2 separate regions of the Homo sapiens genome follow, and region 2 is linked to region 1. The links are chromatin contacts, found by Hi-C in ENCODE. All regions are on one chromosome and are shown on one strand. The core of a region is the stretch at or near the end of the contact, and the rest is flanking DNA. Distances in the headings are between cores, read along the strand shown. Region 1 holds the start of STIMATE (STIM activating enhancer). Region 2 holds the start of PRKCD (protein kinase C delta).

The links. Hi-C counts contacts between places; a loop is a spot of excess contacts on that map. Pooled maps may share reads with other maps.
Region 2: a map of CD8-positive, alpha-beta T cell shows a loop between it and region 1 (17-fold over the local background). The contact joins the promoter of PRKCD here to the promoter of STIMATE in region 1. A Hi-C loop is called at or near these places in 2 of 168 maps with a recorded cell type or tissue (both CD8-positive, alpha-beta T cell), 3 of 37 single-sample maps with no recorded cell type and 15 of 50 pooled maps.

Annotation. Positions count from the first base shown.
Region 1 is chr3:52,894,865-52,899,368 of GRCh38, forward strand. It overlaps STIMATE (STIM activating enhancer), which reads right to left and starts at 2,684. Exons shown (of 8, transcript NM_198563.5): 1 at 2,427-2,684. The coding sequence starts at 2,586. STIMATE-MUSTN1 (STIMATE-MUSTN1 readthrough) reads right to left here and starts at 2,684. Exons shown (of 10, transcript NM_001198974.3): 1 at 2,427-2,684. The coding sequence starts at 2,586. RefSeq lists a silencer at 2,237-2,946.
Region 2 is chr3:53,158,852-53,163,590 of GRCh38, forward strand. It overlaps PRKCD (protein kinase C delta), which reads left to right and starts at 2,358. Exons shown (of 19, transcript NM_006254.4): 1 at 2,358-2,577. RefSeq lists an enhancer at 126-205 and silencers at 1,860-2,809, 3,080-3,309.

The sequences.
Region 1 (4,504 bases), core at 1,434-3,933:
CAAAGGACAACGGCTGTTTAAACTGCTCAGAACAGACTGGTTGGTATTTAAAATGTTTGAAGATAACAGAACTGAGGAAGGATGGAGTGGCCTCACCTTAACACACACTAAGACTTCCCTCCCTCAGGGCTGCGAGGGGGACCCTCGTCAGGGGAGCCTGGCCTTCAACAGATGCCCCTCCTGGCAGCTCCGCCAGACTGAGAAGGACGGAGGACTAATAGCCCAGGACAAAGCCAAATGGCTCGCAGATGTACTTCCTTAAGGCTACCTTGATCTCGTTCCTCTTCCACCTTAGAGATTTCTTCCTCTTCCCAGTAGTTCAAGAAGGAAAAGCCTCGCAGTTCTATTTCAACAGGACCAAGAAATCTGAGAGATAAGAAGGGCCCCACCCTGACTGCATCCCAGTCAGTGGGCTTCTTCTTGTCCAGCTCCCAGAGTACCATTGCCCTGGCCTGCTCTGTCTGCTTCTAGGTAGGGGGAGGAGGCTCTTGCTCTCACCTCCATTTCTGTGTCAGGGCAGACATAGCTCTAGCCTTTCCAGCTCTTCTCCCCATCACTCCTACCCACATCACCCCAGGACCCACCAGCCATTTCCACAAGCTCCGTCCACGTCAAGCCTCACAGTGAACAAGAGACTGCTTTCTAGTTCAATCTCTGCACACAGAAAGTACCAACCACAGTGGGATTTGCACATGTGCTCACGCTGAAGATTAAGTAAAGAAGTGAATATGTCCCTGAAGACTCCACTCAGAACACATTCAACCCGATACACTTCTCAGCTGTGAGCAACTCTGCCCTGTCATCATCACATTTCCTTCTCTGAATCACAAGTGTCAAACCCTAGGGGACAAGCCGGGCCATCAGCATCAATCAAACCTATGGAAACAGCCAGAGCTAGGCTAAGAAACCTCAGGTTAGGGAGCAAAAGAAAAATTTAACCTACACTTCCTTCAGAGAGAAAGGAAGGCTGTCTGGAGGACAGAGAAGTAGGAGGGGTATGAAGATCCACTCACCATGTCTTGAAAACACACACGTACAGTACATGCGCCCAAGTCAGCAGCGGATTTTGGCTAAGTTGTCACAAATTATTACTGTGGGAACAAGTGGGTATTTGTTTAGCAGAGAAAAAGCAAGGCAAGTTGGGACTAAAAAGGAAAGAAAAAGTGGCAAACATAGACAGTTGGGCACTTATAAGACTTATCAAGGACAGGCCACCAGAAGAACGCGGTATCCATGATCAGAGCCTCTTCAGGGTTACTTAAAGCCTGAGAGAATTCACTCAAAGAAACCCCAAGTTATAAACAAGCAAGGTGGCCACTCCAGCAACTGGACCCCACAAGACAAAGGCACACAGCTGCAAGATCCCTCCTGAGTACCCCAAAGCATACTTTCTGCAGGAACTCTCCACTCTGTCCACACAAGCACAGTGGGGAAGTTTTGAGAACAAGTCATTTTTGGAATTAATGACTCTGCACAGATAGTTATAACCTTTCCTTCCCCCTAAAACGCAGTCACAAGGGCACTCCTAGGCTTACATGTCGAGCAAAACTTCTTGTTACTTTAATAAGGGAAGGATGCACACGATGAAAAACAGAAGCCCCCCCCCACCCCCCATCAGCACACATGAGAACAGGGTGGGGGCTTCCTTCTCTATTCAGCCACTAAGGTGCCCAAGTTTAATGGAAAAGGAAACTTAAAATATAAAGAATAAAAGTGGAAAGGGAACAGCCAGGGGAAGCTATAGATGCGGCTTATTAGGAAAGCTTGGGACAGAGATGGAACAGGTGGGCCTGTTCCGGAAGAAACGAGAGGAAGGGGATCTGGGGAAGAAGGCAGACTGGGTGGGTCCTACCCTGACAAAAGGGAAACTAAAGCTGAGGAAGAAGGGCCACGGAGAGGGAGGCGGGTACTGGGAAACGGAAGGCATGGCCCTAACACTCCAGGTGTTGAGAGGGATGCAAAGTAGCAGGATTTAAATGTGAACGGAGAAGGCAGATCCTTGAAGAGTGAAGGGGCAGAAAAGAGCTCAGCATCGCACTGGGGATTGAGGGATGTGGGTTCTAAGCACGAAGAGCCCCTGAGAAGGGGCGGACAAGGGGATGTCACCCTTGGGGGTCATGATTCCAGGCTGGGAAGTGGGGTAACAATTCGAGATGGTAAGGTGGGAGGTAGGCGAGTTTTAGACTGGCGTCTCAAAAGACAGACGTTTAAGGTGGAAAGGGGAAGGGTCACTCCTGTCTGGAGGCCACAGCGAGTAGGTGAGGGGCTCGGGCTACCCCTAGTGCAGGAATACCCAGCCTGGGTTTGCGGGGGAGGAGCAATTCGGGTCCCAAGGCCTGAACTCTCCGCGCAGGAGGGGCCCCCAGGGGGGCCGGGCCGCGGCTGCCGCGCAGGGCCTCCGGAGGGTCGGGGGGTCCCAGACTCACGCATTAACGTGCTGAAGGCCACGACGCCGAGCAGCCCCTGCAGGAAGATGCCGAAGCTGTGCATGAGCGCGCCGCTCTCGCAGCGGCCCGCCCCGGACGCGACTGTGGAGGGCGGCCCGCCTGGCAGTCCCCGGCTCGCGTTCCCGGCGGGGCCCTGCATGACAGGCCTCGCGGGAGGGGCGCGAGGGCCCAGGGCCCGCCCGGCCTCGCTGCCTGCCGGCGCAGCGCCGCCAAACCCGCAGCCGGGATCCCAAGCCTGAGCCGGTACCTCCGCCCGGCCGCCGACTCCGCGCCGCGCGTAACCCGACGTCTGAGATCGCAGTGCCTGATTGGCGCAGCCAAGGTTGGGGCGGGCCTCGGCCGCGGCAGCTCTCCCCACCCGCCCCCGAGGGGCGGGGCTCCGGCCGGGCCACGGGGCGGGGTCGCGGGTCCCGCTCCCCTCTCCAACCCCGCCACGCCCGCAGGTAGACAGGCCAGGTGAGCCGGCCACCGCAGACCGGAATGAGAGCCTGGGAATCACGAGCTCCAGGTCCGGAGGTAGGAGCTGGGACGGCCTGTGGTCAAATTATTTTTCCCTCTAAGGAAAATCCCTATATCCTGGAGAAATTATCATCATTCCTGAATTCCACCCTCAGAGATCGTGATTCAGTAGTTCTGGGGTGGGTCCCAATAGTTTGCAGCCTGGATTATTCTGAAGCAAGTGAATAAGGAAAACAATCTGAGACTGAGTACAGGAGTCTTCCCTCCAACCCAGACATTTGAGTCTTTTTCCTACTTCCCTAGCTAAAGGCTTATCAAGGCCCCAAGTCTATTTTCTTTTTTCATAGACATAATTTAAATGGTCACCTGAATCCAATCACTTTCATTTGGAAATATACCAGGTTTCACACTGAAAACCTGACGTGCACATGTCCCACCTTATTCACTTGGGGAGCACAACTACCTTTAGAGTGTAAAAGACAAATGGTTGGTATTTTCCAGGCTCCAACATCCCCCTGCACACACACACTCCCATCTAACCCTTTCCAACTTCTCAGAACCTGTGCTCTGCCTTTAACAAGACCCTGAGTCCCCATTCTCTCACCCATTCTCCCAGCCCAATCTGGGCTCTCTCTGGATACCTTCTTGTTGGTGCTCTAGAGCCGCTGACCTTCCTGCTGCAGAATGTCAGTGAACACATGGTGTAAGTCCAGTTGACACTCACCCATTCTCCCAGCCCAATCTGGGCTCTCTCTGGATACCTTCTTGTTGGTGCTCTAGAGCCGCTGACCTTCCTGCTGCAGAATGTCAGTGAACACATGGTGTAAGTCCAGTTGACACTCACCCATTCTCCCAGCCCAATCTGGGCTCTCTCTGGATACCTTCTTGTTGGTGCTCTAGAGCCGCTGACCTTCCTGCTGCAGAATGTCAGTGAACATATGGTGTAAGTCCAGTTGATACTGAGCTACGTGTTTTCAACGGTAAATATCATCTCTAGGAAAAAGTTTCCTATTAAATAGCCCCCCAAATTCCAATTACCTAAGAGGGTTATATGCTAGCTAAAAGCTTTCTTGGTGAACAGGAATATTAACCTGATTAGAGAATAAAAATGCAATTCTCCAGCCTTCTCTTACATTTTCACACCTCTGTGCCTTTATGTAGCATTCTAGCTGCATGGATGCCATTCCCTTTTCCCTGCTCCATGAACTGCTCCTCATGTGTCAAAGCCTTTCTGACCTCCCTCTCCCTCTTGCTCCCACATTACCTAGTGTGTACTGTTCCACCAAAACTTTTCAGACTGCTAAATTTGACAGCTGTACACATGTCTCTCTCCCACAGCTAAGTGTGAGCCTCCTGAGGGCAGGAATTATTTTTATTTACCCTTCAATTCAAATTCAGTATGGTGCCTGGTACAGAGAACATGCGACAAAATGCTTAATTTAAATGGAATTTTAATTTATAAAATTTTAAACTCTCCACAAGTACTGGCCGTGGGCAAATACAGAAAATCAGATTAAAAAAATAAATGGATAAGGGAAAATTAAAATTGCATGACTGTCTTTTAGTCTAAGAGGGATCTTATGAGGATGCTCAACAGT
Region 2 (4,739 bases), core at 1,108-3,607, 260 kb after region 1:
CTGACCCTCTCTGAGTACATCGCACTTCCCCTTTCTCTAGAGGAGAAAGATTGGCTGAAGCCAGTGTATGCTTGCAGCCCCTGAGCTCACAAGTCTGCATATCCTGAGGATCAGGAAAGTGCTTCCTGTTGTCTAATGTAAATCTTGTTCCTGTAACACCAGTATATGTCAAAGCAGTGATTCTCAACAAGGGGTAATTTTGCCCTGCAGCAGACATTTGGCAATGTTTGGAGACATTTTTGTCTGTCACAAGTTAAAGCAGGGAGGTACTATTGGCATCCACTAGGCAGAGGCCAGGGATGCTGCTCAACATCCTTACAGTGCACAGGGCAGCCCCCACAGCAAAGAATCATCTGTCCCAAAGGTCAGTGGTGCTGAAATTGAGATCCCTGATGTAAACTATGGGCTTTGGAGCCAGACAGACCTCGGTCTGAATCTGCGTCTGCCACTGACTAGCTGTGTACTCTGGGGCAAGTCGCTTCTCCTTTCTCTGAGCCTCAGTTTGCTCATCACCAAAACTGGCACTAACAGCAGCCCTCACCTCTTGAGAACTGTTCAGACTGCCCACATCCAGCACCCAGCACACAGCCTGGTGCTGGGTAGCCCCTATCAGCGATAGCCATGATTATTCATTTCCTTCTTCCATGGTGAACCACACGGAGTGGGAACAAAGGTCTGGTGGCTGGACCTGGAGCTCCTCAAGGGTCAGTCCTCCCTCTGGCTGCAGTCCCTGGCACAGGGTGGGCCTATTGTTTATGTTGAGGGAGAGACTGGGTTGGCTTACTGTGGACCTGAAGGAGGAGCCAGAAGGAAACCCGATCCCAAGTGGGCAAAGGTCACTTGAGGCTCACCTTGTTTACCCTTTCCTCCAGTCCAACCCCAGGGAAGCCATGGGGCATGATGGGTGGGGTGGGATGGGATCAGGACACAGAACATGCTAATGAATATGGTCCTTCACTCAGGGAAGTGCCGTGCATTACAACTGGGCATCAGGGAGGAGGGACATTTGAATGGACACAACCAGGGCAGGTAGAGGTTTGGGGGTGGGGTGGGAAATGGCATTCAGGCCCAGAGAACAGCATGCTCAAGGCCTGGGTGTGAAGAGAAAGTCTTTCCCAAAGGATAGTCCTTGAACCCACCTGGTCTGGCCTTTTCTCCCCATCCATCTTCCGCAATCTCAACCAGGGTCCTCCCACCTGAACAACGTGGCAGCCCTTCTGTCCCCCATCCAGCCTCTCCTCTGCCCTGCTGTCCCTCTGCCCCATCTATCCCGCAGGAGCCCCCTTGAGCCTGTCATCCTGCCTGGTTGTAATAGCTTTCACCACCTTCTCATTGCTCTGTGAGAAGACCAAAGTCCAATGGCCTGTCTCTGTCACAAGCCCCTTTCTCAGCTCAGGCCACCTCAGGGATTGTCCCCCACTTCCATCCCTTGTGTCTCAGCTGGGAAGAGCTGTCTAGACTTTCTCTATCCCTTCTAGGTGGTTCCCCAGGACCTGGAACCCTCTTTTTTGTCTCCTGGGAAGTGACATTTCTTTGGATGAGTATAAGGCTAATGTCTTGGCTTTCTGAGCTCTGGGGACAGGGGAATGGACTCCCTAGAACCCCAACTGGTCCCTAGACTTTGAGCCTAGGGGACACTCGGTGAATAGATGAATGAGTGAATGAATGAATGAAGGAGTTATGGCTGACAACCAAGTTCCATGTCTGGAAAGGAGGCTCAGGCGCCTGCCAGGAGCAATAGAGAGGTCTCAAAGGTGGGGGCAGGAAAGCAGAAGACTGCCAATCGGGGTAGGGGCAACTGCCAGTCCGAGTAGGGGCAGTTCCCAGAACCGCCTGAGGAGCAGTGCAGCGCCCGACCAGCGAGAACCTCCGACCCTGGAGTCTAACCAGCTCAGTCTTTGGGGCAGAGCCGGGACAGCGGGCTTGGCGGCGGGCACCGCGCCCGGCCGCGTCCGAGCTCCAGCCAACAGGAAGAGCAGGAGTGGGGCCAGGAGAGGCGGGCCAGCTGGCCAGTGGGGAGTCCCGGGCGTGGGTGTGGGGAGCGGGGGAACCCCCGCCGGCCCCTCCCAGGCCCCAGCGGGCGGAGGGAGCCTCCCCACCGGGCCTCAGCGTCCTCCTCTGTAAAATGGGCCCCTTCTGAGGGCTGGCTGCGCGCTAATGGCGGGAGGATGCGAAGAGGGCCAGGCAGGGCAGAGGGACCGGGAGACTCGGTGTCCCGCGCAGGCAGAGGCGGAGGGACGCTGTCCCCGATTGCAGCTGGCGGGGCGAGGCCTGGCAGGGCGAGGCCTGGCGGGGGCGGGGCCTGGCGGGGGCGGGGCCGGCGGCACCTGGGTGAGGTCGCTCGGCCCCGCCCCCTCGCACTTCCGTGTGCCGCGGCGCCGGAGCCCGAGGCGGCTGTAGCCCACATCTCCCGAGCGACCCCCGGCGCCCGCCCGCCGCGCGGAGGCCCGGGCCACACCTCACTGGCCGCTTGGCCCATCCCAGTCAGCGCCGCGCCGAACCCCGTCCGCGCGCGCCGGGGAGCGGCGCCCCCGCCGCTGCCGCCGCGACCCTTGGCGCCTGCCCCTGCAACGGGAGGTAAGTGAGGGCCGGGTCCGGGCGCGGGATCGGGGCTACCCCGAGGGCGCGGCGCCCTTCCTTCCCCCTTCCCGCCCCAGTTCCCGTTTCCGAAACTGAGAAACTGAGCCGCGGTCAGCGAAAGTCCCGCCGCGCCGAGACCTGCCGGTGACTCCGTCCCCCTGTCCGTCTGTGTGTCCCTCCGCTAGACAGTGGGGGCTGAGGTCCTTCTGTCTGCCCGCTCCCGGCCCCTCCACCCGCCCGTGTGTCTCCCGCTCCTCCGAGGGGCCCGTCCGTCCCTCCCGACTCTCTCCCGGGCCCTGTGTCCGTCCGTCTGTCGCCACCCACTCTGTGTTCTCCCCCTGCGCGCCTCTCCGAGACCCGATCCTTCTGTCCCTCGCCACCCGATCCGTCCGTCCCTTGCCCTCCGCGTGCTCCATCGCCCCACCCCCACCCACACCCCTACCCCCGCCCGCCGCCCCCTCGATCCCGTCCTCCCGGAGCCGCGCCCCCGGCCCACGCTCGCCGCCCCCTGCCAGTCCAGCCGCCTCTCCGCTCTACCGCGGGGCCCAGGCCAGGCCGCCCGCCGGGCCTCGCCTCCCGCCCCTGGGTCCCTGGAGGCCCGACCCGCGCGGCGCCTCCTCCTCGCTGTCTCTTCTTTCGGTCTCAAGAGTCTTTCTCGGTCCCTTCATCCGTCTCTGGGCTGGGCGTGGCTCCAGTCTCCACCATCCCCCTTCCCACCCCACCCCTCCGCCCCTCTGAGACCCCTCCCAGGGTGGCCCCTGCCCGATACGGTCTGTACTCGCCCCCAACCCAGATGCCACTCCCGTTGTGGGGGCTCCACCAGATGAGGGGAGGAGGTCGGGGGGGGGGGTCCTCCTGGCTGGTGGTGGAGCGGCAGAAGGAGAGCACCATCGGAACTGCTCCCACTTCCCCAGTTCCCTCTCTCTTGGGGCAGGGGAGAGCCCCACCGAGCCCCGCCTTAAACCTGGTCAGAAGGATCTGCTGTGAGTGGGCGGGGGGTCCCCTTCTCTGACGCCTACCCTGTATGCGTGGAAGCTGTCTCCTTGTGCTAAGTCACTGGTATCTGGGTGTGTGGGTATGTTGTGTGTCTGTGTCAGCTTCTGTGCTGTCTGTCACTGTGGGACTTGCCTGTGCATGTGTGTCCTTTTTCGCATGTGTGACTTGCTTGTGTGTATGTGTGTATGTCTGTTTGTGTCCTGAGGCTCTGTGTGTGTCTTTTGCAACTGTGTGTACCATTCTTGGTGTGTTTGTTGTCACCAGACTCGTGTGTGTGTGTGTGTGTGTGTGTGTCCTTGCCTGCTAGTGTGTGTGTCCCTGTGTGTCTGGAGGTTTCGGTGTTGCACACTGGGTATATCATGGTGACCAACTGGCCATGAGTACGTTAGATCTGTTAATTGTGGAAGCCCCTGGTGTTGGGTGCCTACCCACCAGTCTCATGTGTGAGTGTATCTGTATAAGTGTGTGTATGTGTGTGTACTCACGTGTGGCTCTCCCTCTGCCACTGAGTTTCTGTGACCAGGCCCACCTGGTCACTAAGGGAGGGGACTGATCCCTGGGGTTTCCTCGTTCCTGCTGTGGAGTGAGCTGGGGCTTGGTGAGCAGGCCAGCAGAGGGAGGCTGTATGGTGCATGTGTGATATGTGTGGTTGTGTGTGTGCGTGTGTGTGTGACAGAGAGGTGTGGTGGTGTCTGGGCAGCTGTACCTGGCTGATGGGTGGTGTGAGGGCTATGCGATGGGACAGTGCTGGGGTAAGCCTGGGAGTGTGTGGCCACGGTAGGAGTGTGTGACTGGTGGGACACAGTCTATGAAACTGCCGGTGTATGCTTGGGGAGTGACTGTGATTGTGGGGAACCGAGAGTGCCTGGGCGTGGGTGTTAGCGGCAGGAGGGGGTGTGACAAGGTGTGTGGTGACAGTGCTGGGAGGGAAGGTGAGAGCCCAGTGTGGGGGTGTGTGTGTGAGTGTGTGGGAGACCATGAGGATGTGGGTGTGCACATGGAGAGGGCTAGAGGGCAAGTCTTGGGGTTTGTAGTGTTGTGACCAAGACCTCGGGCTCTGTACCCAAGAATTATTTGGGCTCCAATACTTGCTTGTGCCTGTTAAGAGCAAGAGACCCAAGCTAGGCCTCTCAAGGCTGAGTGTCCTTATCTGCAGAATGGAG